4 separate regions of the Homo sapiens genome follow, and all the other regions are linked to region 3. The links are chromatin loops, found by intact Hi-C in ENCODE. Cell type or tissue: PC-3. All regions are shown on one strand. Links, peaks and the distances in the headings refer to the core of each region. The heading gives the core; the rest is flanking DNA. Region 1 overlaps SLC6A14 (solute carrier family 6 member 14). Region 2 overlaps SLC6A14 (solute carrier family 6 member 14). Region 3 has its middle 34 kb from the start of AGTR2. Region 4 has its middle 79 kb from the start of SLC6A14.

Evidence for each region. A loop is a pair of places that touch in the nucleus more often than their neighbours do. Peaks named below come from ENCODE experiments on the same cell type or tissue, not always from the same donor. Only the 100,000 strongest peaks of a DNase experiment are listed, where the experiment ranks them.
Region 1: it touches region 3 in a loop (11-fold over the local background); 7 of 110 quality-filtered maps call a loop at or near these places.
Region 2: it touches region 3 in a loop (7-fold over the local background); 7 of 110 quality-filtered maps call a loop at or near these places.
Region 4: a loop joins it to region 3, with 15 times the contacts of the local background. A loop is called at or near these places in 3 of 110 quality-filtered maps.

Annotation. Positions count from the first base shown.
Region 1 is chrX:116,449,558-116,457,943 of GRCh38, reverse strand. It overlaps SLC6A14 (solute carrier family 6 member 14), which reads right to left. Exons shown (of 14, transcript NM_007231.5): 8 at 6,274-6,502; 9 at 4,802-4,927; 10 at 3,502-3,620; 11 at 2,868-2,967; 12 at 2,478-2,587; 13 at 168-335. Among named protein-coding and RNA genes, the nearest start is that of CT83, 9.2 kb to the left of the region's middle. In PC-3, for the core only: a CTCF peak has its summit at 4,717; no DNase peak of the experiment used is centred there.
Region 2 is chrX:116,439,980-116,448,365 of GRCh38, reverse strand. SLC6A14 (solute carrier family 6 member 14) reads right to left here. Exons shown (of 14, transcript NM_007231.5): 3 at 7,269-7,400; 4 at 5,518-5,679; 5 at 4,576-4,723; 6 at 3,316-3,448; 7 at 1,485-1,625. Among named protein-coding and RNA genes, the nearest start is that of SLC6A14, 7.6 kb to the right of the region's middle. In PC-3, for the core only: no CTCF peak of the experiment used is centred there; no DNase peak of the experiment used is centred there.
Region 3 is chrX:116,200,722-116,209,107 of GRCh38, reverse strand. No RefSeq gene overlaps it. Among named protein-coding and RNA genes, the nearest start is that of AGTR2, 34 kb to the right of the region's middle. In PC-3, for the core only: CTCF peaks have their summits at 3,765 and 3,969 (motif pointing left); a DNase peak (open chromatin) is centred at 3,967; H3K27ac peaks cover 668 bases.
Region 4 is chrX:116,353,229-116,361,614 of GRCh38, reverse strand. No RefSeq gene overlaps it. Among named protein-coding and RNA genes, the nearest start is that of SLC6A14, 79 kb to the left of the region's middle. In PC-3, for the core only: no CTCF peak of the experiment used is centred there; no DNase peak of the experiment used is centred there.

The DNA of each region.
Region 1 (8,386 bases), core at 218-8,217, 250 kb before region 3:
TGTTGTGCACTAGTAACAGATGACTGTGTCAGGTATAGAAGTAGCCAAGAGGAAGGAGTAATTAATTGTATTTCATACAATCTCATATTACTACCATGTGAGTAAATTAATCTCCATTTTGATCATAACTACTTTGTGTAAAGTATAAACAATTTTAATGCACTCACTTGAAAGATGTTTCCTTTAGCCTGAATTATTTTTATGATAGCCATAATTGGAATCCAAATAATGCAGAAAACAATCATACACCAGCCTAAAGCAACTCCCCAGTCAGGGTATGGAATTGCGCCATAATTAGGTCTATGAAATTGCACCAATGACCAGATAAATATTGCCTGTCAAAGTTAAATATGCAAAGACAAAGCTAAAGATTAGACTTTATTGCACTGATGATTAGCAATTTGATTCTGTTCCTCAGATGTGATTTATCAAAAATAGTTAATATGAAAATATATTCAAATAATTGAAATAATCAGGTAACAAGCCAGAAGATAACAATATGGAATGAACCAAAATATATAACTTTTATTTTTACTTTGAATAAATTTTTCCAAAATTAATACCATCATATATTTATAAATCCAAATACTTGTTCAACATATATTTCAATAAAATACTTGACCATATATCAGATTGAAAGTAAAATAATATCTGAAATTTTCTGTTATTGAGCTTTTCACTTTGATTTATAATAGCATGGTTTTATTCTATGCCATAGATTAAATCTACATGCCAGCATATAGATTAATACAATGAGAATGTGAAGTACACCTTAGTGGGCATGCTTTTCTCCTTGCTTAGGAATTGCTTCTATTCTTTCCCACTGCACAAAGATCCCCTTTTGACACATCAAAAACACACATGCATTTACACACATTATTGGTGAGCATTTACCAAAGCACATTTCACTTCCAGCATCTTACTGAGGGAAAAACAAAAAACAAACAAAAAAACCCTCAATATCTGCTTAGGCAATACAGTCAAATCTGAATGTTAAAGATGAACACATTATAAGGCCAAGTTAAAATAAACCCGAAATGTTGAAGCATTAAAACTAATTAATTAGAAATTGGTAAAGCAAAACAAAACAAAACCCAATAATTATTAAGGAGCTTCCTTAAATTTAGCTGTTTTTGTTTTATTAAAATCAGCGAGAAAACAATAAATAGATCTATGTTTAATTTTAAAATTAAATGGCTTAGCTCCATTAATTTAATTACAGTAATTTAAATATACTTTACAGTTACTATGAATGTACATAACTACAAAAGAATGGATGAGGGATAGTGGAGTCCAATACACATGACTTTATAAAAAATAGATGGCAATGTAAATCATTTCATATCTAATACTTTTGCATTTTAAATTAAATTCAGGTGTCAAACTTATGTAATCATTGAATATTAGCTTGTTAAGTGATCCAGCTAGACCTTCTAAGTTGACAAGGGGGCTTACTTTATTATGGAGACTTGTCAAATAAAAATATTTAGTGTCATTTTCAAAATCATTTAGCAAAAATATGGAATATCCAAATATTTTAATTCACCATGATCTCGTTCCAAACTGCTCAGCTTTTGAAAGTGATCTCATAATGTTAAAAAAAAAAATGTAATCCTCTCTACAAACAAATGTGGTACTTTAGATTTGAAGGAAATCCTGCATAGAATTACTTAATGGTCTTTTCTAGGAAAACCTTTGAAGCATGAAGGCAATGAAAACCAAAATAAATCTATGAAGCTTTGACACTGCCTCACCCCACCACCATTATTTCTAGTCCATAATCATTCTCCCTCCAGTGTAGTGTTTATTTTGGTGCTCAGCCATTTACTGTCCTGAAATGTTATTTGAACATTTTAAGTTGATAAGTTATGTCTCTCGAGTAAGACATACTTTTGCTTTACCTCAGCTTCTAAATAGTATTAATTGTTGAATTTATTGACATAAACCATTGCCCTTATTGACACAGGTAAGTTTCTTTTACTATCATCTGCCAAATACCTCCCTCATTAAGAGATAAAATATGAATTAAAATATGACTGTTGTTTCTCAGCAGTCAGTATATTTAAACTGAATTCTTTGAAGAGAGGATCTGGGCCTTATGCATCTTTGTTTTTTCTGTGCCTGGCAGAGAGGTTAGGAATATTATTGATGGCTCAACATATTTTTTTAGGGAATGAGCAAATTCATGTTTTATTTTCATTTTTTGTATTGATAAATTTTAAATTACTGATAACTTTTACATCTATACGAACCTGTTTATTTTCTCAAATGGTAAATGTTTAAACTGATGGCCTCAAAATAATACTGCAAAGGCATTTTAATTTAGGCAACTTGGAGGCACCAGCCATAAATACTGCAAAACTTGAAAATCATTCCTTTATAAAATTAATTTGCCTTTTGTCTTCAATGTGAATTATTAAGTTTATCTTAGAACATATGTATTATCGAAATCAAGTTCATGGTGTATTATTACTTACAATCAAAAGGATAGGCGTAATTACAAACCAGCAAGCTCTCCACCATAGCCAGAATATCCACCTCTTTGCTCCAATCATCATTTCTGTATCCTCAATGAATCTGTTCCCTCCTAAAGAAAACAAAGAGTACATTGAGTGCTTGCTAATATTTTCTTCCAGTAACCATTATGGCATCAATTATCTTTCTGTGTCTAAACATTTTTCTCTACCACAACAATGAATCATACACCTGTAATTATATTTTTACATAACATAATGTTGTGCAGTATATTGTACTTTGCTATTATAATAGTATAAAAATTAATAGTATAATTAGGTAAATATAATGAAAATGAATCAAACTAAACTATTTTAATAAAACTGGAAAATAATTTTATAGTTACTATTTACCATAAATCCAGATGATTCCAACTAGCTCCAGTATAGCTGCAATTAAAATGCCCCATCCAGCACAGAAGTGGTCAATCAGATGAACCCAGTAAATTCCAGCCTACCAAAAAAATGTTAATTACTTCTAAGTATATTTTAATTGTTTTTATGATTGATGGGATATTCAAATTGAATCTATTTATTTGATCTTGACATATGCTCCTTAGTTTCCCTTCTGCTAAAATGCGAAAAGCAATGTTTCAAATGTAAACTCAAATGTGACTTTAAATATCTCAAGAATCTTTCAATCTATACTGAGTCACTGGAAAGAAAATAAGCACTTAAATTTGTTGATTATCAGAATGGTATGCAATGTCTGTATGTTCTGAAGTGGCTGTGAGAAATGTAGTATGTGTTTAAAGTCTGTAATCTTATTGTAACTGAAGTAACTGTCCATTATTCGGCCTCCTCATCTGCAAAATAGACTTTCTATAAAAGTAATAATGGAGAAAAATGGGCTAAAACCCAGAAAACCTTGATCCAAGTCAGACCTGGACTTGTCACTAAGCATCCTCTTAAGCTTTGGTTTCTTTAGTTAGGTTATAAAGTATGTTCCAACTAATATGTTTCTATGAAAAAAAATGCTGTAGTATACCTGAGTCACACAGACGAGACCAAGGAGAAACAAAACCAAGCAGCAGCCCAAAGTTATGGGAACCCTCATTTTCTTCATCACTTTGGGAAATAAATCTTGAATTGTTGTTGTGATCGTTTCTTCAGAGGGGGAGAAATGACATGTTATATGTCAACTTATTTGCCAATACTGTTAATCACAGAATTCAATGTATGTTAATCAAATTTACAAATATATGTTGAAAATAGACTCTGAGCCCTGTTCCCTGCTTTTAAAAACCCACAGGGTTTTTTCTTTTGGCAGTCACCACTTGGTTCTGATGAAAATCAAATGCAGCGCTATTTGCTGTTTTTAGTCTGCTTTATATGATTTTTCATCGATAACAACTGTAAGGTAACAGTCCCCTGTGAACTGAATTAGTCTAAAAGGAAGAATTCTAGTAGGACTTTTAAATAAGGTAAATATTTGAATCAGTGGTGTGGAAACAGAAAGGATTCTAGGTTAAGAGATAAATGTGTTCATGAAATAGGGAACTGGCTAAGAGTAGAAGGATGTGAGAATGAAAATATCAGAAAATATGTTTGAGATTTTCAAGGACTTTGAAAGTCAACCAGAAAAGTCTAGATTTTATCCTATAAACAGAGTAAACTGAAAATATTGTGTGAGAGAGTGGTAGGATGAAAATTGTTTCAGAATTTCTCTAGTCATGTAACCTAGGTAAATCCCTACGTGTGCATAGAAGTATGTGCAAGGATGATCATTGCAGCAGTGTGTGTAATTTTTAAAAAATTGTATATCATTCATATGCCCATTATTATGGCAACAAAGAGATTGTGATTTAACTAGATCTATATGCCTGTGTATCAATGGGATTCATAATCAATGCAAAAACAACTTTCAGAGTCATATGCATGCTCTGAAACTTCACATTTATGTGCAAATTTAAAAATGTATATGATATGTACAGACATATAAAATGTATATAAACATGGATAGAATAACATACACAATCTATGGTAAGAGTTGCTTCTAGAAAAAAATGTGATTGTATTAGGAAAAGAAAGAGGACTTCAAATTCACCTGTAACAGTTTATTTTCTTAAAATATCTGAAACAAGTATGATAAAATATTAATGTGTATTCCTTTTGAGTGTCAAGTATTTTTCTGTATTTAAATTTTATTTAAAGCAACTTTCAGAAAGATCATTCTGAGATTAACAGCTAGAGGGGGTAATAGGGGTAATAAAAGCACCTTGTTTTCAAGTAGAGGAAATGCAAAAGAAATATAAGAGGAATATGTTACCACTGGAAGTATTACTTACCAATCGAAGCAAACTGAGAATCGAGACCCAAAGTTAAAAGCATGAAAAAAAATAATATGGACCAAAATGGACCACCTGGGAGTTGGGCTAGAGCCTCTGGATAGGCAATGAATGCCAAATCAAAACCTACGAAACATGTATGATATTATAAATTAGTTACCAAGAATATTCACATATTTAAACATTTAAAACATAAGATATTAGAAAAATCTCATCTTATTTGGCAACACAATCCATGACATAAATTTTTTTACCAACTATTTCACATTCCCTTTTTACAATATTGAATTTGGTTGTTTTGTGATGTGATAATGTGAACATGTGACATGAATTAAGTTAGCAAATAGACTGTAATGTAAATGGTACATTTCTCACATAAGAAATTTTAATTCTTTTAATAGTTTTATTTAACTTATCTTATTTTTTAAGATTGACAAAGAATAAAAACTATCTTAAATTCCAGAAACGTAAATTAGTTCACATTATCTTAGCCTAGATGCTCTAAAAGAATTGCACTGTTAAAGAAAGATACATTTACGAACTAACTTTTGTTTTTAACCTTCTCTCCAAATGTTTACCCAGAATCACTATATGCATATATGCAAAATCGTATGTAATGAAACTATAAATTAAATCTTGTTTTCCATTTGATGTTACCTTTAGAATGCTTTTCAATTTTGTGCCAGTTCTATTATGTGATCCTCAGTTTTAAGTAGTTTTAAGTTTCTTCGACCTCCCGGAGGACTAACTTGGGATTCATGAAAATTAGCTTTTAGTCTAGGCTCTATCACTTCCTAAATATTTGACCTTCTGCAAGACATATATGACATTACTGTGTATCAATCCACTTCTCTGTAAATGAGGAGCTGGACACTAGATAATCTACAAGATCCTTGACATTCTGTTATGAATCACCAGTCTTTCCATCATATGATACTAAAAACATAAACAAAATTTTAATGAAGCATCCCTACTTAAAACAACCCTAGTATTTTCCCCCAGAATCTGTAGCCAGATAATTAAGCATCCCTAGCTAATATCCGTAAAGTTAGGGAGTTCACTAAGATTCCTTTAAAGCTAGACACAAGTGGAAACTCAAAGTCACTTGACTCTCTCACCTATATGATGTTCATGTGTTTTAAAAATTCAAACCCAATAGTATAATTGTACAGAGGAAATTTGTATACACATTTTCTTTCTTTTATAATGCATGGAAAGTGCTTAGCAAGGACTAAACAAAATTAAACATCCTATCTTCTTCAGCAATATTTCCTTAATATACTCTTGTTTACATGGATAATCTAAGAATTATTATATTGTTACAGCAACAAAATTATATAAGATGAAATGAGGAAGAAAATTCAATATTCTAAATCATGACTGTGTCAAGTAAATTTCTATAAATTCTATTGGAGTTTCATAAGTGAGATACATTGAATTAATCAAAGTTGATAATATATAGTATTATATACCTGATTTTACAACTTGAGAAACTTCCTTTCCAGATATATGGGCCATGTGTCCCAATATAGAAAAAATAGCAAATCCAGCAAACACGCTAGTGAGACAGTTTGTCAAACAAACCACAATGGCATCAGAGAAGCAGTTGTTTTTGAACTTATTGTAAGATGATAGAGCAACTAAGCCACCCCAAGCCACTGAAAGGGAGTAAAATATCTGAGTGGCAGCATCTTTCCATACCTATAAGAGAAAATAATTTAATATTTTAAAACATATACTCAATTTTTTATTTGTGTAAATATTTCACATAAGCAAATGAATATATTATTAATAACAATGAAATGAACACCCAAATGCCCACTACTCAGCTTAAGAAATAAAATGTTGCAGTCTCTTAAATCCTTTTTGTACCCCTCCCTCATCATTGTCACCCTTCTACCCACCAGTGGCAATTGCTATCCTGACTTCTGTGCTCATAATTTCTTTGTTCTTCTTTACACTTAGATTTGAATGTTTTGTTTTGGAATTTATAGAAAAGTTATCTTAATGCACGTAAACATATACAACGTGCCATTTTTTATTAGGTATTGTGAAATTTATCCATCATCAAGTTGAACTATATAAAATGTCCACTTTGTAATTCAAAAGTGAAAGAATATAAGCAAATTTATTTGGTTAAATTAAATATATGTAGTTTTAATCATTCTTTTCCACTTCTTTTTTGTTTGTTTGTTTTTGTTTTTGAGACAGAGTCTCGCTCTGTCATCCAGGCTGGAGTGCAGTGGTGAAATCTTGGCTCACTGTAATCTCTGCCTGACAGGTTCAAGCAATTCTTGTGCCTCAGCCTCCCAAGTAGCTGGGATTACAGGCATGCACCATCACATCCAGCTAATTTTTTTGTATTTTTAGTAGAGACGGAGTTTCACCATGTTGGCCAGACTGGTCTCAAATTCCTGACCTCAGGTGATCTGACCACCTTGGCCTCCCAAAGTGCTGGGATTACAGGCGTGAGCAACCGCGCCTGGCCTTTTTCCACTTCTTTATTGCCACACTGCATATGTCACAATTTATCATTTCTCCTGTTGATGGACATTTAGATCATTCAGTATGTTGCTATTATGGAGCTGTGAACATTCTTGTACATTCCCCATATGTAGGTGTGTAACTGTGATGTCGAAAAGTATATGTATTCCTCCCTTCTACTAAATCTTGCCAAATTGTTCTTTAAAGGGTTGTACCATTTTGCACTCCCACCAGCTGGCTGTGAGGGTTCCCATTCCTCCGCCTACTTGCAAACACTTCATTTTCCATATGATTTGTTTTTTTCTGTGAAATTCCTGGTCATGTCTTTTGCCAGTTTTGGGTTTGGGCTGTCTTACTCGGTTTTTAAAATTCTTGATGTAATTTGGAATCTAATCTTTTGACTATTATATATGTTGATTTTTTTTCCTCCAAAATTTGTAGGTTAATTTTGTTTACCTTTTAACATTGTGTCCTTTGATGAACCAAAGTTTTTGTTGTTGGTTTACTGTAGCTGAAGGTATCCATCTTTGACTATAGGTATTATCCTTGATCTCTATTACTTTTAAAAAACGGCTAAGCCCAAGGTTATAAAGGTACTATTCTGTATTTTCTTCTAAAGGAATTCAAGTTTTGCCTATATTGTTAAATTTTCAGTTCACCTAAAATGGATATTGTGCATATCAATATATGTGATATGTGAATGATATGTGAAATTTCCAACTGATGTTGTTTCCTAAATGGGATATCAATTGTTCAAGGATAATTGATATTATCAATTAAATCAATTAGATATCAATTGGATGTCAATTCTATCAATTGGATTATCATCCCTTCCCTTATTGATCTGCATTGCCACCTCTGCCACATACCAAGTTCCATTTGTTTTTGAATTTATTTCTGAGACTATTATCCTGTTCCACTGGTCTATATATTTATACCTATGCTAACACCTCACTATTTTAATTAGTACAGCATTATAAATATTGTTTCATATCTGATAGGACAAGTCCTCTTCACTTCAGATACACCTTGGGGTTTTGGCCTTTTTCTTTTTCAAATAAACTTTAGAATCAGTTTTCAAATTTCATAGAAAACTCTTTT
Region 2 (8,386 bases), core at 192-8,191, 240 kb before region 3:
GACACATCAAAGTATATTAATCTCCAAGACTATAATAAGAAAATTCCATAGATATAAAATAAGTTAAAGCTATGTGATTAATCATTGAGTGGAAATTATTGAGCACAAAAAAAGGTAACCAAAGACCAAAGATTGGCATTTCAGTTTTCAGAAAGGTAATTGTAAATTAATGACAGATTTCCACAACTAAAAGCTAATAAATTTGGCACTGCTTACAAAAAATCTTTACAAGAAATAATTACACATCCTCTTGTAAGTATTTAGAAAAGAAGACAGCAATGGCTGGAAATTAGCATGAGTTTCATGAAGAATACTATAGCAAACTAATATCCATTTTGAATAGTATTAGTAGTATGGCAGATAATATTAACATAGTCTCTCTTGATTTCAACATAAAATTACAGGTTTTTAGTTGAACAGAAGCTTAATGTGTGCTAAGAATGTGATGTGACTAGTAAAAAAGTGAAAGGGCCAGGTGCGGTGGCTCACACCTGTAATCCCAGCACTTTGGGAGGCCAAGGCGGGTGGATCGCCTGAGGTCAGGAGCTTGAGACCAGGCTGGCCAACATGATGAAACCCTATCTCTACTAAAAATACAAAAAAGTAGCCAGGTGCAGTGGCATATGCCTGTAATCCCAGCTACTTGGGCGGCTGAATCAGGAGAATTGCTTGAACCTGGGAGGCAGTTTGCAGTGAGCAGAGATTGTGCCATTGCACTCCAACCTGGGCAACAGAGTGAGACTCTGTCTCAAAAAAAAAAGAAAAAAAAAAAAAGAAGTGAAAGCATTCTAGACCATACTAATAGAAGCATACTATCTGTAGTACACTTACTGTTAATACTCTCAGCAGTCAAATTTTAAAAGATGTTACATGCCAGTGATACATTCAGCCATTATCTGAAGGCAAAGTTGAAATAGGGTTACCCAATTCTTATTCATGGCACACGTTTAAGTTTTTGGTATAAGTAACAATTTTGGAATGCTTAATCCATTGTCAAATTTATGTTTTAACTTCACAATTCACTAGACAAAATTTGATAATATTTTGCAAATATTAAATTTTGAAGAAAACTAAAATGTATATTAGACTATTAAACTTTCAACAGTAATCTCTAAAGCTAGTCTGAGTTTATCCAATAAATCACATAGCCCCAATCATCAACTTGCGGGTATTTATGCATGAAATATTGTTTTTCAGATTAATAAGCCTGAAATTTTGTTGGTCAAATAGATTCAGTTTATATGAATAAAAAATGACTTTAAAAATCCTATTTCTAAAAATTATCTCACCATCAATAAAAGAATATTAATGGCAGGTTAAATATTAGCTAAGTCAGACATCCTAGTGGATAGAAACTAATAAATTTAACTGTATATTATTTTGCAAGCTATTACATTATGATATTCATATGGAACCAAAGATGTTTGGCATTTACTTTTAAGATTTACCTCCTCAGATAATTTGAAATCCAAATTAAGACTCACCTCAGCTTCCTTAAGTTTTGTAAAATTTGACTGGGCTCCAATATAGTATGAAATGCCTTTTGAAGCACCCTCCAGAGTTGCACCTCGTACTAACAGGATGAGTAGGACCACATAGGGGAAAAGAGCTGTAAAATATACCACCTACCAAGAAAAGTAACCAAAAATTAGTAAATTATTTTTAAAATCATGGTGTATAACTGTATACAAGTAAAATTATTAGCCAGTTGAGATTAATTAAATAAAGTACAGGGGATTTCATAGGGTCTGATGATATACCAAAGTTAGCATAATTTCTTATTTGTGTCCTCACTACTCTCAAATGATCCATTTCAAAAATAATTTGATGTGTTAATCCACATTTCCCAGGTTTATTCTGTAAATAAATAATACATCAGCAGTGATAACTTGGGATCTAAATGTATTGCTCTGATAAATATATCTTTATACATGTCTGAGGAGACTGAATGTCTTCTCTCAGTAAATTACTGCATTGAGGTGAGGAGAGAAATGATTTAAACCCTGCATTGGTTAATATATATTCAGTCTTCAAAGAAAAGGAAAATATTTCCTAGCAGATGTTCAAATCCCAGAAAAGCATATTGAAGTGAATACTGGACACTTGTTACTGTTATCCTTACAGCTACCATTAAGAGAGTTTGATAGCATACATACAAGTGCTCTGCTTCTGTACTAGATAACACATGGTTCCAGATGAGCAGATTGCCTTTGAGACCAGCTTTGCCTTAATGAGGATGATTTCCTTGATCCATAGATGTCCTATGTTTTATAATACATCCAAGGAAATGGTTTAAACAAGTCATTCAGAGACCAATAAAAATTAATCGCCTGGGTAAATGGCCTTTAATGGACTCTTTCAATATTAACATCAAAAGGAAACCAAGGGTTTAAAAAATGTGCAACTAAAACATTTTGGAAAGTTTTCCCTGGATTTGTGATATTCACAGTATTTTTGTGATGTAACAGCATGTCTCATCACAACTTAACATTAACAGAACGTGCTAGATATTGTACTGAGAATACAAAGACAAGATCCCCAGTTATTCTTGTCCTCCACCTTTAGGGAAATATCCATTGACTAGTTAAAAACACATAGACATTTTTTCTGGGTATTGTGTAACTGTTCACAGAGAAAATTTCATGTTGTTTTCTTAAATTACCATTATTCTCTCTGCAAGTTTATAAAAGTAAACAATGAAGTGGGAAAATATAACAGAATGTTTTTCAGAAGAGGCCCTTTCACTGAGAGAAAAAGTTCTGTGTCCATTTTGGCAATCTTTAAGAGAATGAATATATAGTTTGTGTGTATATATACATACACACTCACACACACACACATACACACAAACACACACATTTCTCTCTCTCTCTCTCTCTCTCTCTCTCTCTCTCTCTCTCTCTCTCTCCGACTAGGGGATTCCTGATACTATTACTCTATAGAACAAGGATCTAGACTTTCCAAACCATACATTGCAATGTATGATTCCATTCAAGATGCTTCTTTATATAGTAGGATAGAAAATTTAATAATATACTCTTAAGCTTCAGAATGCTCTATCAGCTAAAAGGGTCCATGTTTTTAGGAAATGTGCACCTCTAGTACCAGTTTTTATTTTGTTTGTTTGTTTTGTATTTAGCAATAACAGAGATCCTATGTATTTACTTAGAGCTTAAAATCACTATTTAGAAAGCTTTTCACACATTTGAATGCTCCCATTATAGAAAAAAAACATGCTTTTGGTAATGCTTGATATTGAACTACCATGAAATTGGAAAGCTGCTATATCGCTATCTAATGTGTTTTTCAAGTTACCTTGCCAGACGATTTGATTCCTTTAAATAGTGCTGCTCCAACTATGAGCCAAGCCAGAAGAAGACAAAGTGCTAAATACCAAACAATTACTCCAGTCTCATTCATTCCACTTGACCGTTGGAGCGCCACTTTACTGAAACACATAAGCCATTTTATGATCACAGAATCACTTGACTTAAAGAAAATACATTGAGTTTTGTAATACCATTTATCCAGGTCGAAGCTTCATGAATATTGTATCTTATTAATATATCAAAGTTCGGTGAGCCTTTATTGATAGATACTATCAATACGAAGGGCACAGATAGTTTATTAAATGGCCAGGCTCTGAACTTCAGTTAACCACAGCCAATCCAAAGTTTCAAACCACAGAATAAAAGATCTACTGATTCTTTTAGCTATTACTTTCCTCTGTTTCAAGATCCTTTATGTAAATAAATTGACTTTATGTCAGATTATTTTATTTTACTATTACAGTATTTTCTCATGTTAAAATAATGAGGAAAACATTTACAATTATATTAAATATTTCCTCATTCCATACTTATAGATATCATCAAACTCAAATGATCCTGTTATTCACGCCTTTTCCACAGACTTTCTGTAAAATTCCAAGATTCTCACTAGGTACATGCATGGATCTTATTTCTAAGCTTGAAGTTTGAGAACATTTGAAGATCCAAAGTTTAAAAGAGTTACAAAGGTCATTAACAGTGGATGAAGAAGAGGTCATTTAGCAGTAGAGTCAACAATATTAGGTAAGAGTAATGGATAGATATAGAGTAAGTAGAGAGATCGTTTGAAATTAATAAAAGTAAATATAACACTACATATCTATTCTTACCATATAATGACAATTGTAAACAAAACTGCTGAAGAATTACACTTTTTTAAATAGCAATATTACTCATCACCCAACTATTTATCATTACAACTTGATCATTGTAGTCTAAAATTTGTATGTGTTTTCTTCAAAGCAATTTCCTAAATCATAGCTAATAAACACCTCATAAATCATTACAGTGTTGTGCCCATTTAATAACTAATTTATAAAAGACACATTGCTGACTATGAGCTAATTTTGCAGGTAACTACTAATCACCTGGGATAGGTAGACATTTGAGTTAAATGAAATATAATTTGTCCTGATTTTCCTTTTTCTATTTATGTGAGTTAAGGAAGGAGATGATTAATGTTTTGTTGTTTTGTACAAATTTTAAGATAACATCTACTTAAAAGTAAATCATCTAGTATACTTACTTCCAATATTGTTCACTGGGAAGCTGCCCTGGCTGATAAATTTCACTGCCGTTGATGCAGGTAAAATTGTTGATGTCTACCCAGCTTTTATTCATTTGGATGATCTCTTGTATTCCTTTATTCACTGTACTCACATTACAGTGAGTTACTAAAGAGGATAAAAAATATAGACACAGACATGTACTTAGTTTTAGAAGATTACTTTCCTAGAAAATGTTTTAATGGTAACATATTTAAATTATCATCAAAATTGTTACTTGAAAAAAGTGGAGTAGAAATCTTACAGATGGAATAAGCTATGTACATTCAGCATCTTAAAATCTTTTCTACTAAACTAGGAGGGATTACAAAACTGTCTGCCCTTTTAAGCTGTGATTGTATTTATAGTAACAACAGGTATAGAGTAACAATTGTTTCAGTTGAGGTTTAGTGCTCTAACAAACTTTTGTATGTGGATTTACCTATCCAACCTATGTATATAGACAAATTAAGGCCTTTAAACTTCTCGGAAGCATTAAATATTTATAAATTTATCCTCTGATATACATAGGTAATTAAAATGGTAATAGTCTATGACATGGATGGTACGTTATCCCAAAGATTAGCAACATATGACATGAACAACACCTACTGTCTCCTGAGACACACACAACTATCCTAGATAGCACTTTTCTCCCTTTATCATTTTCTCAGTTTCTCCTCTCCTGCCCAAGACTTAGGCCTGGAAGAAGTACTCTTAGGCATGATTTAGCCTTCCTGACTGCTCTCAGAGATTAATACATTGTATTAATCATTTTTCTGATTATATATGCTATCTTCTGCTTTCACCAGTGACCTTTGGAACATTTAAAATTGTACCTAAGTTGCTTAGAGAATGATTTGACCCTTCAAGCTTATAAAAAATATATATAAAAGAACTATTTGGGTGTTGACAAATTTTACCTATTGGTGATCTGCTACAGTTTTTATCTGACCACGAAGAACAATTTTTCCATGGTAGTTCACTTTGAAAAGAAGCAAACATGTAGTAAAGACTATAGGCAATTATGACATTGTAATAGATTGTCACAAAAATGGAGATCAGGACCATTGTAATTCCCACACCTGGAAAAAAAAGAACAATTAAAATAAAAACCAAACTCAAGTAAAATTTACTTTGCTAATTCATAAAAAAGCTGTATCTCAATTACCACAAAATCTATTTTAAAATAAAAAAGACTGTTTCAGGCAGGGTGCGGTGGCTCATGCCTATAATCCTAGTACTTTTCAAGGCTGAGGAGGGTGGATCACTTGAGGTCAGGAGTTCGAGACCAGCCTGGCCAACATGGTAAAACTCTGTCTCTACTGAAAATACAAAAATTAGCCAGGCGTGGTGGTGCATGCCTGTAGTTCCAGCTACTGGGGAGGCTGAGGCAGGAGAATTGCTTGACCTTGGGAGGCGGAGGTTGCTGTGAGCCTAGATCCACCACTGCACTCCAGCCTGGGCATCAGAGTGAGACTCTGTCTCTAAATAAATAAAGACTGTTTTAAATTACTTTTTTCCTTTTTCTTTCTGGGAGAGTAGGGGCTAATGCTGTCTGAGTAATTTTCTTCTAAATTTAAATTTAATTTTATGATTGGCTTGCTGGTGCAGTTTCTTAGTTGATTAGAAAGGGTATTAAGGCCAAGGCCAGAAGACTTGTGGTAAGCGCATCAAATTCACATAAAGAAAAACCCATGTTTATTACTTTTTCTTGTTAAGCCTGCAAATTCTTGTCAGATCATGCAAAGTCGACATTCTTTAGACAAAAAAAATTCAAAGCTTGTATCTTATTTACTCACTGACCAATACAATATTCATCTATAAATCAACATTTTGAGAAGTAGAAAATGAAGCCTCTAAAATAATGACCTGGAGGGATGGTGTAGATATATCTACAACTATGTGTAAAGAAAATTAAATAATTCAGTAACAATCTGAATTTAAATATCCAAAGTTTCCTTAACTAGGTAGTTTCAAAATGCAGTTTAGCGTGCTGAATATAACTCCAATGCTCAAAACTAGCTTTTAAGGTAGTTTCTCCACTCTTCCAGAACAATATTCTATTCACCTCACTATGAATTTATTTTTGATGTTGCATTGAAAACAAATAATTTTCAGCAGCTAGCACATACCAAAATGATATTTAATCTTCAGTCAAAAGAGGTAGTTTGATGTTTAATAACAAGGCATTTTTAAGCTTTACCAGTGTCCTATTCTATTAAGAGCATCCAAGAAAAAAAATGGTGGCCTACCCTTCAGCTTTTCTGAATGAGGCATTGTAAAAGATATGCAAAGGCAGTAAGACAAAAACTACATATGAAGTAGAAAAAAGTTAGGGCCTTTAAATTAGAGCATGAGACTATGTGCCAAAAGAATTCACAGGGTGAAAATAGGAAAATAATGACACCCTTCTAACCATCTTTAGCGTGCTTTCTAATCCTTCCCATTTCTGCAGCCCATGATAAACAGAAATAAAAACATTTGATTTTTTAAATTCTGCAGTGGCAAACTGTACAGCAAAACAACAATAATGCATGTTTTCTTTGCTTTAAATTGTCAGAATTTTAAGCAATTTTTTGTTCCTCACAGTGAAGGTAGCTATATGCACAAATATACAAAAAAGCATGGTGAAGAAAATGCTTTAATACCAAGAAAACGCTTTAATACCAACCTTGAAACAATGGAAGAATCCTCCAAACTGAAACTGGACCTAAGCTAGCAAATTGTCCCAGTGAACACTCCAGAAAGAACAAAGGTAAACCAGCCAATGCTAACATAATTGCATAAGGTATCAAGAAGGCGCCTAAAAAAGGTGAGAAAGAACCAAAGCACTATTACAGCTCGAAGTCTTGATGGCACTTTGACAACCAGCATAACACTTTAAAAGCATCCTGATATATTGGAATCAAAGAGCGCTGGGTTTGGGCCTAAAGTTCACTGCTTTCTATGAATAAGTAGTTGATTCTTTAAACCTTGGATTTCTCATCTATGAAATGGGGATGCTAGTATTACCTAATGAGGCTGTTGTGATTATTAAAAATGGTAGAGTATAGAAAGTAAGCCAGAGGAATTGAGCGATCCCAGGCATTGGAGCCAGGTAAACCTAGGTTGAAATCCTGGCTAGACCATTTACCAGTTATGTGACCTCCAGCAATTTGCCTAACATCTGAATCTTGGATTCCTTATAAAAGGGGAGAACAATGCCAACTCAGTTTGTCATAAGGGTTCAAATACAGGGCCTATGTGAAAACACTTGCCAAAATGCCAGGCACATAGCCCATGTTCAACATTGGTTATCTTTCTTTCTCCTTTAAAAATAAATGGTCTATTTTTAAGACTTGGAGTTAAAATGCTAATGTGGCTCACAGTGTAAGCTATTGCAATTAAGTTTATTATTCTCCAAAGAGTCACAAGGTTCTTCACTCAATGTTAATACAAAATGTATTGGTTTTGTTTGAAGACTCTGAACTTTTGAGAAATACTTGTAGTTAACTTTCAATTTCACAAGGAATAATTCTCCCACACTAGACAATTCACCTCCCCCATCCTTTTAACCTTTTATCATTTTCCTTTTTTTTTCTTTCCACTTTTGGGGCATAGTATTTTTCATTAGAAGTTTTGCCAAATTATACGTTGAAGCAAGGGCAGAATATTAAACTTATTAATAAAACATTCCAGAAGAATTGGCAAAGTTTAATAAAGAATGTGGGGATCAGTGGATAAAAATGGGTTTTCAGATTGTATACATTTAATTTACTCATGTTACAGTTTTGCCTCAAGTATTTTTCA
Region 3 (8,386 bases), core at 160-8,159:
TGTTCCTGCAACTTTGCTGAATTTGTTTATTAGTTCTAACAGAGTATTTTGTGGAATATTTAAGGTTTCTACATATAAGAGTGTATCATATGCAAAACAGATAATCTTATTTCTGTCATTTAAATTTTTATGCCTTTTATGTCTATTTGCTGCGTAATTACTCTGGCTATGGCTTCTAGTATGATGATGAATGGAATGGTAAGAGAAGGCATCATTGCCTTTTTCCTCAACTTGGAGAAAAAGCTTTCAGTTTTTCACCACTGAGTATGATGTTAACTGTGGACTTTTTGCATATGATCATTATTATGTTTAGGTAATTTTCTTCTATTCCTAGCTGGTTCTGTTTTTTAAAATCATGAAAGAGTGTTGAATTTTGTTGAATGCTTTCTCGGCATCAATTAAGATGATCATTTTTTTTTAATCTCATGAATGTGGTCAGTACTTTGATTGATTTTCTTATGTTAAAACATCCATGCCTCCCATCCAAGTACTAACCAGTAACCATCATTCTCAGCAAACTATCACAAGGACCAAAAACCAAACACCACATGTTCTCACTCATAGCTGGGAGCAGAACAATGAGAACACATGGACACAGGGTGGAGAATATCACACACCGAGGCCTGTAGGGGGGTGGGGGGCTAGGAGAGGCATAGCATTAGGAGAAATGCATAATGTAAATGACGAGTTGATGGGTGCAGCAAACAAACATGGCACATGTATACCTATGTAACAAACCTCCACGTTGTGTTGCACATGTATCCTAGAACTTAAAGTATAATAATCATAATAATAAATCCATGTATTCCAGAGGTAAATCCCATTCAATCGCAGTATGTAATCTTTAAAATTTCTGTTGAATTCAATTTGCTAACATTTTGAGGAGATTTTTGGTATCAGAAATATTGGTCAGAAATTTTCTTTTTTTTTAGCATTTTTCAATTGTATTCATTTATTTATAATTGGCAAATAATAATTATGTATATTTATGTAGTACAATATGACGTTTTGATCTGTGTACACATTATAGAACGATTCAAAGTAATCTTTCCATCTCACTAATTTTTCACTTTTTTGTGGCAAGAACATTAAAATTCTATTCTAGACATTTTATAGATTTAGGATTATGAGGGGTTTTTGGTTAGACTGATGAATTATAGAGTGGTGAAGTCAGATTTTAGTGCACCTGTCATTACCTTAGTATTATACATTGTACCCAATAAGTAGTTTTTCATCCCTCACCCTCCTCCCATCCTCCCAACTTCTGATTATCCAGTCTCCATTATATCACTCTGTATGATTTTCCATACCCATAACTTAGCTCCCATTTTCAAGTGAGAACATGCAGAATTTGATTTTCCATTTCTGAGTTACTTCACTTAGAATAAAGGCCTCCAGTTCTATCCAAATTGCTGCAAAAGACACTGTTTCACTCTTTTTTTCTGGCTGAGTAATACTTCATGGTGTATATACATTTTCTTTATTCACTTATCAGTTGATGGGCACTGAGGTTGATTCTATATCTTTGCAATTGTAAATTGTACTGTGATAAACATATAAATGCTGGTGTCTTTGTGATATGACTTCTTTTTCTTTGGGCATATATGAAGTAGTGGGATTGCTTGTTTGAATGTAGATCTACTTTTTGTTCTTTGAGAAGTCTCCATATTGTTTTCCCTAGAGGTGGTACTAATTTACATTCCCACGAACAGTGTATAAGTATTTTGTTTTCGCTACATTCATGCCAACATCTATTGTTTTTTGACTTTTTAATAATGGCCATTCTGGTTGGGGTAAGGTGGTATCTCATTGTAGTTTCAATTTGCATTTCTCTGATGATTAGTGATGTTAATCATTTTTTTCATATGTCATTTGGCCATTTGTACATCTTCTTTTGAGAAAAGTCTACTCATGCTTTTTGCCCACTTTTTAATGACATTATTTTGTTTTGTTTTTTTTTTCCTTGCTGATTTGTTTGAGCTCCTTGCAGGTTCAGGATACTAGTATTCTGTCAGATGTATAATTTGCAAATATTTTGTCCCACTCTGTGGGTTGTCTGTTTACTCTAATGATCTTTTATATTGATGTGCAGAAGCTTTTTAGTTTAATTAGGTCCAATTTACTTGTATTTGTTTTTGTTGCATTTGCTTTTGGGGTCTTCATCATAAATTCTTTGCATAGGGCAATGTTCAGAAGAGTGTTTCCTAGGTTTTCTTCTGGATTTTTTTTTTTGTTTCAGGTCTTACATTTAACTCTTTGATCCATCTTGAGTTAATTTTCATATATGGTGAGTTGAGGGATTCAGTTTCATTCTTCTACATGTGGTTATCCAATTTTCCTAGCACCGTTTATTGAGTAGGGTGTCCTTTCCCTAATTTATATTTTTGTATGCTTTGTGAAATATCATTTGGTTGTAAGTATTTGGCTTTATTCCTGGGTTCTCTGTCCTTTTCCATGGGTCTATGGATTTACTTTTACAGCAGAACCATGCTGTTTTGGTTACTATACTCTTGTAGTATAATTTGAACTTGGGTAATATGATGCCTCCAGATTGATTCTTTTTGCTTAAGATCGCTTTGGCTATTCAGGCTCTTTTTTGCTTACATATAAATTTTAGATTTTTTTTTCTAATTCTGTGTAAAATGAGTAAAATGATGTTGGTATTTTGATGGGAATTGCATTGAATCTGTAGATTGCTTGGTGCAATATGGTCATTTTCATCATATTGATTCTTCCAATTCATGAGCATGGGATGTATTTCCAACTGTTTGTGTAATCTATTATTTTTTTCAACATTGTTTTGTAGTTGTCCTTGTGGAGATCTTTCACCACCATGGTCAAGTGTATTCCTAGGTATTTTATTTTTTTGTAGCTATTGAGAAAAGGATTGAGTGGTTTTTTTTTTTTTTTTTGAGACGGAGTCTCCCTCTGCCGCACAGGCTGGAGTGCAATGGCGTGATCTTGACTCACTGCAACCTCTGCCTCCCGGGTTCAAGCAATTCTCCTGCCTCAGCCTCCTGAGTAGCTGGGACTACAGGCACCCACCACCACGCCTGGCTAATTTTTTGTATTTTTAGTAGAGACAGGCTTTCACCGTGTTAGCCAGGATGGTCTTGATCTCCTGACCTCTTGATCCATCCGCCTTGGCCTCCCAAAGTACTGAGATTATAGGTGTGAGCCAACGCACCTGGCTGAGTTGTTGATTTGATTTGCAGTTTTGTTGGTGGTTGTATGTAGCAGTGTTACTGATTTGTTTACATTGACTTTGTAACCTAAGACTTACTGAATTCATTCATGCATATATTGGTATGCTTGATGGTGTGACCTGTAAGACCCTTAGGCTTTTTCTATTTGTATTCATTCTTTTTTTTTCTGTTCTGACTAGATAATCAAAATTGACTGATCCTCAAGTTTACTGATTCTTTCTTATGCTTGATCAAGTCTGATGTTGAGCCTTTATAGTAAATTTTTTAATCCAGTTATTGCATTCTTCAGCTTCAGAATTTCTATGATTCTTTTTTATAGTTTACGTCTTTTGATATTCTCATTTTGTACATTCATTGTTTTCCCAATTTTCTTTTATTGTCTACCTGTGTTATCATATAGATCATTGAACTACTTTAAGACAATTATTTTGAATATTTTCAGGTAATCCATAGTTCTCCATTGGGGGGGGATATCTAGTGATTTATTGTTTCCTTTCCCTGAGGCATACTTCCATTTTTAATGTGCCTTATAATTTTTTCCTGAATTTTGTGCATTTGTTAAAAAATCATCTTTTGGTATCTACAGACTGGCTTAATACAGGAGAATATCTTCACCAATCACCTGGCTAGAGATTCTGAGTGCCTATGAAACCTTTTGGAGGGATACAATTTTTCTGGGTTTTTGCGTGTAATTTCCCAATTAGAGAGGCTTCCTGATTTCTTTTTTCACTGTTTATAAATCTCTAGCTCCCTCTGGTGTCTGTATCTAACACTACAGTTACTGCGACACTACTTTCCTTTGTTCTAAGTGGAACCCAGACATCCAAGGTATGCAAGTTCCACATCTGTGCCCCAAATATAGTGAGACAGATACCAGTCCTTTAGGCTTCTCTCAAAAAAGCTGGAACTCGGGATGCATGCTTCACTCTTCTCTCTCCTTGTGGGGAATGCCATGGCTAAGAAACATTTTTATAATTGTGCCAAGCTCTGACAGCCTCTGTCTACAGTATTGCAGAACCTCTGGTGCTAGAGAGAATTACTTCCATGCTCCCTTTCTGTTAATGACTCCTAGCCATCCAAATCATGACATTTCCATTAGCACTCCAAGTCATGCAAGAAAAAAAAGTATATTGGGTAGTCCCACAAAAGTCAGAATATTGAATGCATGTTCCACTTTTCTCACGACGTCTGCCTCCAGAGGAAAAGAAAGTCAGGAGTTAAGTTGAGGTATGTCACCTTGGGGAGAAACAATTATGGTAAAGCAAAATGATTCTTGTTACCTGTCTCAACATTTCTAGGCTTTGTGTTAACCTGGGATACAGTTATTGTATATATTGTTGTTAAGTCAGTATCTCTAAAGGAATGATGACTGGGACTTTCCATTCTGGCATCTAGCTGATGTCTCCATCATCATGTTAGCATCTACTGTTAGACTATATTAAAAGTATAATTATGAGAGTAAAGCAAGATGGCAGAATAGAAGCCTATATCATTCGTACCTTCCACTGTAAAACTAAATTTTTACAACTATCAACACACAAGAAAGCACTGTCACAGGAATCAAAAATTAAGTGAGCAATCACAGTACCTGGTTTTAACTTTATATTACTAAAAGAGACATTGAGGAGGGCAGGAGAGATGGTTGAATTGCCAATGGCATTGCAATCCCTTAGAAGTGGCCATGTGGCAGGAAGAGAGAATCTATGCGCTTTGGGGAGGGAGAGTGCAGCAACTGGGGGATTTTACATAGGACTCAGTGCTGCCCAGTCACAGTGAAGAATAAAGCCATGCCAGACTCAGCCAGGGCCCATGCATGAAGGGAACATTTGGACCAGACCTAGCCAGTGGGGAATAGCCCATGCTTGTGGCCAGAACTTAAGTTTCTTGGCAAGCCTTGCCACTACAGGCTGAAGTGCTCTGTGGCCCTAGTTAAACTTGAAAGATAGTCTAGGACACAAGGACTGCAATATGTAAGCAACTCCTAGTGCTAAGCTAGGCCTAGAGCCAATGAACTAGAGTGGCCCATGATCTAGGGACATACCAGCTGGTATGGATAAGGGATTGTTTGAGCCATTCTTCCCCCCAAACCAGGCAGTAAAGCACACAGCAATGAAAGTGACTCCATCCTTCTGATTAGGGAGAGGGGAGTGAAGAGTAAAGAGGACTTTGTCTTGCATGTTAAATACCAGCTCAGCCACAATAGGATAAGTCACCAAGCAGAGTTTTGAGGACACATTCCAGGCCCTAGATCACAGACATTTCTAGACAAATCCTGGGCCAAAAGGGAACTTACTCCCCTAAAGAAAAGGACACAGTCCTGGCAGGATTTATTACCTGATGACCAAGGAGCCCTTGGGACTTGTACAACCAGTAGCAAAACCCAGGGTATATGACATGGGCCTTGGGCTTTAGATGTGCTGGCTTCAGGTGTTACCATCCACATTCCCAAATCTGGTGGTGACAGTGAAAGACTTCTGTTTGAGAAAAATAAGGAAAAGTAAAGGGGACTTTGTCTTATACCTTAGGTACCAGCTGAGCCACAGTGGGGAAGAACAGCAAGCAGGATCCTGGGGTACTCAAGTCCAGGGATAGGCACTTGGGCAGCATTTCTGGACATGACCTGGGCTATGCAGGAGCTCATTTGCTTACAGGTTGAGTCCAAGGACTGGCAGCACTCACCACAAGCTGACAGAAGGGCTTTGGGGATTTTAGTGAATACCAGTGGAGGCCTGGCACAACAATCTGTGGATGAGTGATGGTGGTGGCCACAGAAAGAGGCTACTATGCCTTTGGAAAGGGGAGAAAAGAGTAGGAAGGACTTTGTATTGTGGTTTCAGTGCCAGCTTAACTGTAGTAGAATAGAACATAGAGTAAATTTCTAAGGTTTTTCTACTACAATTTCTGGCTCCCAGACAGCATCTCTGGCCATGACTGTGGGCTGGGGAAACTCACCACCATGAAAGGAAGGGCCTTGTGCAAGAAACAGTGTTGTTCTAGCTTCAGGTCTGGCCCAGCAAAGTCCCAGCTGATGGCCACAGGTATCTTGCATCACTATACCTCCAGTTCCAGATGGTTCAGCACAGAGGGGAAGACTGTTTCCTTGGGAGAAAGTAAGAAAAAAGAATAAGAATCACTGCCTGGTAATCCAGAGAATTCTTCTGAATCTTATACAAGACCACCAAAGTGGTACCTCTACGAGTCTGCAAAAACCACAGTGTTATTGGACACGGATCCCTAGTGTCTTTGATTGCCTGGAAAGTCTTCACAAGAAGAACAGGCACAAACTAGCCCAAATGTTGAAGACTACAATAAATACCTAACTCTTCAATACCCAGACACTGATGAACATCTACAAGCATCAACACCATCCAAGAAAACATGACCTCACCAAATGAACAAATAAGGCACCGAGGACCAATTCTGGAGAAATAGAAATGTATGACCTATCAGTAAAAGAATACAAAATAGCTATTTTGAGGAAACTCAGAGAAATTCAAGATAACACAGAGAGGCAATTCAGAATTCTACCAGTTAAATTTACAAAGAGATCAAAATAATTAAAAATAATCAGGTAGAAAATATAGAGTTAAAAATGGAATTGACACATTGAAGAAGGCTATTTGAAAACACATAGTAAGAGGAGGTGAAAAAGAATACAAAGAATGAAGCATGCCTACAAAGTCAAGAAAATACCCTCAATATGGCAAATCTAAGAGTTATTGGCCTTAAAGAGGAGGCAGAGAAAGAGAGGAGTAGAAAGTATACACAGAGGAATAATATCGGAGAATTTTGCAAACTTAGAGGAAAATATCAATATCCAAGTATAAGAAAGTTATGGAACACTGAGCAGTTTTAACCCAAAGAAGAGTACCTTAAGGCATTTAATAATAAAATTCACAAAGGTCAAGGATTAAAAAAGGATCTTCAGCAAGAGAAAAGGAAAAAATAACACAAATTGGAGCTCCAATGTCTGGCAGCAGACTTTTCAGTGGAAAATTTATGGGCCAGGAGAAAGTGGCTGACATATTTGAAGCACTGAAGGAAAAAAACCTTTTATCCGAGAATAGTATACTTGGTGAAAATAGTTTTTCAGCATAAAGGAGAAATAAAGACCTTCCCAGGCAAACAAAACCTGAGGAAATTTATGAACATAAAACATAAAACCAGTCTTACAAGAAATGCTAAAGAGAGTTCTGCAACCTAAAAAAAAAAAAAAAAAAAAAAAAAGTGGTTAATGGGTAATAAGAAATCATCTGAGAGTACAAAACTCACAGGGAATTGTAAGCAGATAGAAAAACACAGAGTATTATAACACTGTAATTATGGTGTTTAAACTACTCTTAAGTAGAAAGACTAAATGATAAACCAATCAAAAATAATAACTATGATTTTTCAAGAAATAGGCAGCACAAAAAGAGAAACAACCATAAGTTTTAAAGTGGAGGGACAAAGTTTATCTCTTGCATTTTCATCAGTTTACCTTTTGTGTGTTTGTTTCTTTGTTTATGCAATCAGTGTTAAGTTGTTATCAGCTGATAATGGGTTTTAAGATAGTATTTGCAAGCCTCATGATAAACTCAAATTGAAAAACATACAATGGATACACAAAAAATAAAAAGCAAAAAATGAAAGCATACCACCAGAGAATATCACCTTCACTAAAAGGAAGACAGGAAGTAAACAAGGAAGAGAAGGCTGCAAGACAATCAAAATAATAAGAAGATGGCAGGAGTAAGCCTTTTCTTTTTAATAGTAACATTAATGTAAATAGATTAAACTCTCCAATCAGAAGACAGTGGATGAATGGATTCACAAATGATCTGTTGCATACAAGAATCATACTTCACCTACAAAGATATATATAGACTAAAAATAAATGGATGGACAAAGATATTCCGTGCAATGGAAACCAAAAAAGACCAGGAGTAGCCACACTTAGATCATACAAAATAGACTTCAAGACAAAAACCATAAGAAGAGAAAAAGAAGATCACTATATAATGATAAAGAGGTCAATCCAGCAAATGGACATAACAATTTTAAATATGTGTGCACCCAACACTGGAGCTCCTAGATTATACAAATGAAATATTATCAGAGATAGAGAGAGATAGGCCCTGATACAATAATAGCTGGAGACTTTAACACCCCACTTTCAGCATTGGACAGATGTTCCACAC
Region 4 (8,386 bases), core at 84-8,083, 150 kb before region 3:
AAACTGCTTTACTAGTTAAAAACACAAAAAGAGAGTGTTACAGCTAGCTGATTTACTGGTCATTTGCTCACGGTTCTTTTTTTTTTTTTTAGTAACATAGCTCCTGCTTGCCTCACCTTTCTTCCTTCAATTATTCCAATCCATAAAACAATTATTACTTTTGCCTCTCCTTGTCATTGCTCTGGGAATGAACTTCCCATATGATATGGTCTGACAGTGTTTTCACCCAAATCTCATCTTGAATTGTAGTTCCCATAACCCCCACGTGTCATGGGAGGGACCACGTGCAGATAAATTGAATCAGGGGGGTGGTTTCTGCCATGCTGTTCTTGTGATAGTGAGTGAGTTCTCACAAGATCTGATGTTTCTATAAGGGACTTCCCCCTTATAAAATGAGTGCCCTTCACTGGGGACTCATTCTTCTCTCTCCTGCTGCCTTGTGAAGAAGGATGTGTTTGCTTCCCCTTCCACCATGATTGTAAGTTTCCTGAAGCCTCCCTAGCCACGTGGAACTGTGAGTCAATTAAACCTCTTTCCTTTGTAAATTACCCAGTCTTGAGTATGTCCTTATAGCAGCATGAGAATGGACTAATACACCATATAAATGACTATACCAAATAATTATTCTGAATCCTTCAGAGACATGATCTCATCATGAATGGATTTTAATTTCATGTTTTTGTCCTAGCAAGACAGTAGATAACATGTAATATTTGTGTCTCCTTCACAGCAAACACTTTAGAAAAGACAGAGAGTAGTGTGGCTCAATGGAAAAAGCCAATGTCTGGGGTTCTAGTTCCCAGTCTTCCACAAACTAGCTATGTCATCTTAGGGAAACCACTTAACCTCTCAGCTCCTCAATTTCAGATTTGAATAAGTTGAATCTCTTCTAACTCTAAATACCTCTGGCTATATGGTGTTTTTCTGTAACTGAAGCCCAGCTTTGAAATTCAAGAAATGAGATATAAAATAAAATAATTGTCCTTCATAAAAAAGAATGAGATCATGTCCTTTGCGGGAGTGTGGATGGAGCTGGAGGCTATTATCCTTAGCAAATTACCTCAGGAACAGAAAACCAAATACTGCATGTTCTCACTTATAAGTGAGACCTAAATGCTAAGAACTTATGAACACAAAGAAGGAAACCACAGAAACTGGGATCTATTTGAAGGGGGAGAATGGGAGGAGAGAGAGGAGCAGAAAAGATAATTATTAGGTAATGAGCTTAGTACCTGGGTGATAAAATAATATGTATAACAAACCCCCATGACACGTTTATATATGTAACAAATCATCACATGTATGCCCAAATCTAAAATAATTTTTAAGAAATCATTGTCCTCTTATTCTGACCACTGAGTAAGTAAAAAAACTAACCATATTTTTTCCATGGCAATCTACGCAGCTTATTGAAGAGCTAATATTCAGAAATAATAGCATCCCAATATAATAATAAAAATAATCCTTTCTCTCTTATTATAATCATGACATGATGAACAGTAATTACTTGGTGGGCATAGAGGATGGGAGTCATATATCAAGACACAGTCCAGTACATAATAGTTTTGTAATAAATCCTTGTTGAACTAATAAATGGATATTACTGAATCCTCCTAGCACATGTTTCCTTCTCATCCCCAATTGATCTAAATGTTATATGTTGCTTCCAAATTTTGGCTGTTGTAAACAGTGCTGCAACAAACATGGGAGTGCCGATATCGCTCCAATATACTGATTTCCTTTCTTTTGAGTATATACCCAGCAGTGGGATTGCTTGATCATATGGCAGCTCAATTTTTAGATTTTGAGGAACCTCCAGACTGTTCTTCATAGTGGTTGTACTAATTTACATTCTCACCAACAGTGTACAAGTGTTGCCTTTTCTCACCAGCATTTGTTATTACCTGTCTTTTGAATATAAGGATGTTAACTGGGGTGAGATAACATCACATTGTGGTTTTGATTTGCATTTCTCAGATGACCAGTGATGTTGAGCACGTTTTGATGTACCTGTTTGCCATTTGTATGTCTTCTTTTGAGAAATATATATTCAAATCTTTTGCCCATTTATTGACTGGATTATAGATGTTTTCCTATAGAGTCATTTGAGCTCCTTATATATTCTGATTGTTAATCCCTTGTCAGATGTGTAGTTTGAAAATATTTTCTCCCATTCTGTGGGCTGTCTCTTCACTTTTATGGATTGTTTCCTTTGTTGTGCAGATTAATGAATAAAGAAATTATAGTACTTATACACAATGGAGTACTATTCACCCATAAAAAAGAATGAGATACTGTCATTTGCAACAACATGAATTTAACTGGAGGTCACTATGCTATGTGAAATAAGCCAGGTACAGAATGTTCTTACTTATTTGTGGGATCTAAAAATCAAAACAATTGAACTCATGTACATAAAGAGTAGAAGGATGGTTACCAGAGACTGGAGAAAGGTAGTGGGGAGGTGTGAGGGGGACGTGGGGATGGTTAATGGTACAAAAGATACTTAGAAATAATCAATAAGACCTAGTAATTAATAGCACAAGAGGGTTACTATAGTCAATAATAACTTAACTGTACATTTTTAAATAACTTAAAGAGTGTAACTGGATTGTTTGTAACTCAAAGGATAAATGCTTGAGGGGCTTAACACCCCATTCTCCATGATGTGCTTATTTCATATTGGATGCCTGTATGAAACCATGTAATGTATCTGAGAAATATATGTATCTACTATGTACTCACAAAAATTAAAATTAAAAATTAAAAAAAGTCATATGTTCTTCAAATTCAAATTTAATAACTTTTGGACTTCTATTTGAACGGGCATTCTCAAATATGAGAAAAGCTGCATACTTCTGACAGTTGCCTATGTCTCTATTCTAGATAAGTTTTATAAATCCGTGGTGTATTCAAGTTAGGAGGTGTTTAATCTTAAGAAACAAAGAAAAATTGAGCCTGAATAAACATGATATAATTTCCACAAAAATAAGTCAATGTCTGTATTATTCAACATTATATCCCCATTTCTAAGCATAATACCTGGAACTTGGTGGATTTTTGATAAATATTTACTGAGCAGTTATGTGCAATACAGATATGTCATCTATTTCTCCGCTGATTATCAGGATTGATTTGGGATGTATTGGTAACAGGAATATTTGAATCAAATAAGAGAAATGCATCTTACTTTAAATAATTGGACACAGCTATTCTATATTATAGAGAGGGATCAGCAAACTTTTTCTGTAAGGAGCCAGATAGTAAATATTTTCATCTCTATGTCAGTATAGTCTGTCTCAATGATGCAACTCTACCATTATAGCACTGAAGCAGCCATAAACAATATATAAAAAATGGCTGTGATTGTGTTTCAATTAGACTTTATTTACGAAAACAAAGGGAAGTCTGTATTTGGCCTGTGGTCAGTAGTTTGCTGATCCCTGTTATAGAGGAATTTGTGAAAGATCTGTAATGTTATAAGTTAATTTATTTCATCTAGACAAGTGGTTGTCAATATTTCGGTCTCAGGACCTCTTTATACTTTAAAAATTATTGAGAACTCTAAAATGCTCTTTTGGTTTTATGTGGTTTATATCTATAAATATTTGCCATATTAGAAATTTAAACTCGGAAATTTTCAAAAGATATTTATTTCTTAATTCACTTAAAAAATAAACCTATTAATATAAATTACTTTTTCATGAAATGTGACTATACTTTAAAAACTGAAAAAAGTGGAAAGAATGACATTGTTTCACATTTTTGCTACTCTTTTTTATATAGACAGCTGGATTTTTGTATCAGCTGTTGCATTCAATCAGTTGTTTGGTTGAAGTATATGAAGAAAATTCAGCCTCACATAGATATGTATGTGGAAAAGGAATGACATTGCAGATCCCCTGAAAAGGCTTCAGAGACCCCCATGCCTTCTCAGAACACAATGTGAAAACTGCTGTTTTAAACCTATGAAGTGGCAAATGGAAGAATAAGTAAACAAGTGGCTTTGAATGCAATAGTGTTTTGGCTACAATAATGCTACTTATAAGGAGTCTGTTATTTCCCAACTGCATCCTTATCTCTCACTTCCTCAGTCACTCCAAAACTAATATTGGCACACCTCACTTGGTAGCATTACTTCAAGGCTTTTCTCCCACAGTACAATCGCCCTCTGTGATTACCTGATAGAAAGCAGAAGACAGTGCTCCAAACCAGTCGTTGTTAGAGACTTTGACTAACATATAAGGAGAGAAAAAAAAAAATTAAACAGTTAACTAGAGCTCAGAAAAGCCTGGAGTTTAGGGGGAAGAGGAGTAGAGTGCAAATGTGCATTTATTGCTAGCAGCCTGTGATTTGTTTTATAAATGTGAGCTTGTAACAACCACAAGAGAGGGGTGTTGTTATACTAATTTTTCAGAGTAGGGAACGGATACTCTGAGAGTTTATCTTCCTTGCCAAAAGTTATACAGTTCTTCTTAAGGCCAGAACTTGTTGTTTTATCTTCTATAACACACTGATACAGGTATTCAGTCAATGTTTGTAAAACAGAAAAGTCACGCTTTCGAGGTTAGGAAATTGAGTACCATAGAATTTCAGGTGGTTTGGGAGAAGTGGGATTTCTAAATGCTGAATAACTGGAATTAAGAAAAATGGGCTAATTAGATCAAGATATAAGCACCTATACAGTGAGGACATTGGACCAAATGATCTTTCATATTCTCTTCTTATTCTAATATTCTATAAGTCAGGAAGTTATAAATCTGATGTATATATAAAGTATCTGACCAAGGACTCTTTTTATATGCACCACTAAGGTGGAAGCCAATATTAGTCCTGAGTCCATAGCTATAAACTGTTATATAGATAAAGTTGCTTAGAAAATGAAAGAAAGGAATTATCATTTATTGGTAAAAGGTGAAAGATTTATGCGATATGAAGAGAAACTAGAGTAATTATCATTTATTGGATGACTAAGGTGTGCTACGCACACTATGCTTGGTACTGCTTTCTGTCATTAGTTTAGCAGGGAGAGAGAAAAGTAGCTATAGATCCTGGCTTCTTATTGACAAGATTTTACTGAGCACCTACTATGTTCAGAGAGTTTTGAATATGTGCTAAGGAGATTGAAAAGGTCAGAAGCATAAAAAATAAAAATGTGATTAATGACTTTCTGTCTGTCATTATGTTAATTTTGTATGCCCCTTTGTACTTTATGAAGAAGCTTTGTAAATATTCATTCGGGATAGACTAGAAATCCATATACTAATAGAATTGACAGGAAATAATATAAAAGTAAGTGGTGGACTGAATTCATGTATGAGATAGAGAGAAATGAATGAAAAAGTGTCAGTAAGTAGGGACAGGAAATAATTAAATTCAGCAATGCTCAGAAGAGACAGTCAGAGACTGTATGAACGTAGAAAAAAGGTCTCAGTTTCCTCACCAATAAAATGATTTCACACATAATTTTATTTATATAATTTTAAGATATCTTCTAGAGAGGGGCTAAACTTCATAAAATATGTTACATATCTATAATGTATTGACTTGTTCATATCATATTTCATTGAATCTAAACAGACATTGATTCTAAAACACATTATCATTCAAAGTGCCACTAAGAAAGAAAGGAAAAACACTTCCAATTGTAGTTGTAAGACACCACTAATTATAAGGTCCATTCTAATATAAAAGCTATTAAAATCTAAAAAATACGCATTTCAGAATTGATGAAATATGGCAATAAAAACAAAGAAATTTATAATTCAGGGATGAACTAATTTCCCATCTGTATTTGTTAAGTGATAGGCTATCGCTGAAAACTCTGGGGTCAAGAAAGAGAATTGAAAAGCAGTGGCATTGTTCACCATGCTATACCTTAGAGAGGCTCTTAAAACTATGGGTTGTCATTGTAGGGCACAATAGTAAAAAAAGAGAAGAAAGAAGAAACAAACACGGCACTGTGCTAGGCCACTTGCAAACCTAATTTTATTTGTTCCTCCTTATAACTCTAAGAAGTCATTATTATTATGAAGCTATTTGGACTTTTGGAAATAGTGTGGGATTTGTATTCAGGAAGACATGGATTGAAATCCTGAATCTACCATGTGCTGTGTGATCTTGGACAAGATACACAACATATTCTATGTGGTAAAATATAGAAAATAGTATAAAGAGAAAATGAGTTTCAGAAGGAAGGAAGGAAGGAAAGAAGGAAGGAAGGAAGGAGGAGTCCATTAAAATGAAAATAACACTGAAAAAAATTAATCTATTAAAGAACAAAGATCTTCACATTGGGTTAAAAATCAAAATAAGACAGTGACAAAAAAGATGAGCAAATAATTTTTAGATAAAATTATTTACTGTGTTTTAAGCAGCATGCAAAACACTTTATATGATGTATACACAATGTACATTAAACTCTGCGGCCTTCATAACCTTCAAACATAACATGAGCTGGGCTCAATTTAATAATGAGTTAGAAAAAGATTATGTAATTTGCCCAATGCTACAAAACAGTACATGGTAGAATCAGATTTTTAAATCACGTCTCTCAAATGCACAAGAAATAAACAAGGCTGGGTGTGGTTGCTCTTGCCTGTAATCTCGGCACTTTGGGAGACCAAGGAAAGAGGATTGCTTGAGGCCAGGAATTTGAGTCCAGCCTTGGCAACACAGCGGGACCCTGTCTCTACAAAAAATTTTTAAAAATTCGCCAGTGTGATGTATTGTGCCTGTAGTTTGAGCTACTCATGAGGCTGAGGCTGGGGAATCACTTGAGTCCAGGGGCTCAAGGCTGCCATGAGCTATGACAACTGCACTGTAGCCTAGGCAACATGGTGAGAGTCTGTCTCATAAAAAAAAAGAATTAAACAAGAGTAAATAATATAAATAAGAACACTAATAAGATTATTTATTAGATATAGAACATTGTACCTTACAGAATAAAAGTGCAACTTCTTTCTGATTGATTAGACTATGACTATTTTCCTAAAACACAAAATATACAGATCACATTATCTGACCACAAAGCAATAAAAATGAAAATAAACAAAAATTCTAGAAAATTGAATTATGAAAATAATAAACTTTTAAATAACTTATTGCTCAAAGGGGAAAAGAAAAAATACTACTTACAAGCTATACTTACAATAATTTATATTTATAAATGCTCTTTGTATTAACTATTAAGAGTAACAACATATTACCTAGACCCGAACTCAAAAGAGCAAACAAAAGACAAAACAGATCCAAGGAAAACAGAAATACTTAGAAAAGATTAAATCATAAACATATGATTTAGAGAGCAGAAAAAAACAATAAGTACTATAATATGTAGTTCTGTGAAAATTCCAGTAAAATGTATAATGCTCTCGCTAGCCTAGTCAAGTATATTATACAAAAATATCAAATATGCAAAGTAAGGAATGAGAAAAGGAATATACACATAGCTATGTAGGCAATTAAAAAGCAAAAGATAAAACTTCTAGGAAAAATAACAAGTGCACAAGGAAGAAAAGTTTAAGTCCTATTAAAAACATAAAAATAACTTAATCAATATATACCTTGTTTGTGGATAAATATAAATAAATTTAACGATATGTCTTGTTTATGAACAGGAAATAAAATCTCCTAAAAGAATCTCAATACAAATACTGAGAGCATATTTTTGGAACTAGGTAAGCTGGTTCTGCAGGTTAAAAAAAAGTACATGATTATACCCAAGAAAATACCCAGGATAGTAAAGGCTAAACTTACCTTATCTAAAATGTATCATAAAGCTACAGTAATTAAAACATTTTTATACTGTGATTAAGGGACGGACACAGTGGTGAAACACAAGAGAGGGTACAGAAATAAATGTAAATGGCATAGGTATTTAGTCTCGGACATGTTAATTAAAATCAGTGGATAAATGGTGGAATGTCAAATAAATTATGTTGGAAGAGCTGACTGCCTTTGTGAGAAAAAATACAGCTATGTATTTAACAAGTGTCTTACGCCAAAATAAATACCAAATGGATCAAAAATGTAAATGTCAATGTAAAACTCAAAATGTATATACCATAATCAAAAATAAAGGTCAAATTACAGAATGGAGGAAATAAGTGATATTCATGACAGATAAAATATTTTAATTAAAAAAATAGAAAAAGGGGAATATATGTGGACAGGTAGTTGATTTTTTAAAATAATAAATAATATTTAAAGATCATTCGCCTCATGTCAGGGATCTTCTAAGAATTTTACATATGCATGATTAATTTCTTCTATTCTTAAACTACCCTTTGAGGTGTATATTATAATTTTTCCAATTGTAAAGATGAAGAAACTAAGGCATGGATGGAGAAGTTAAGTAATGTTTTCCAGCTTCATCGGGGAGTTA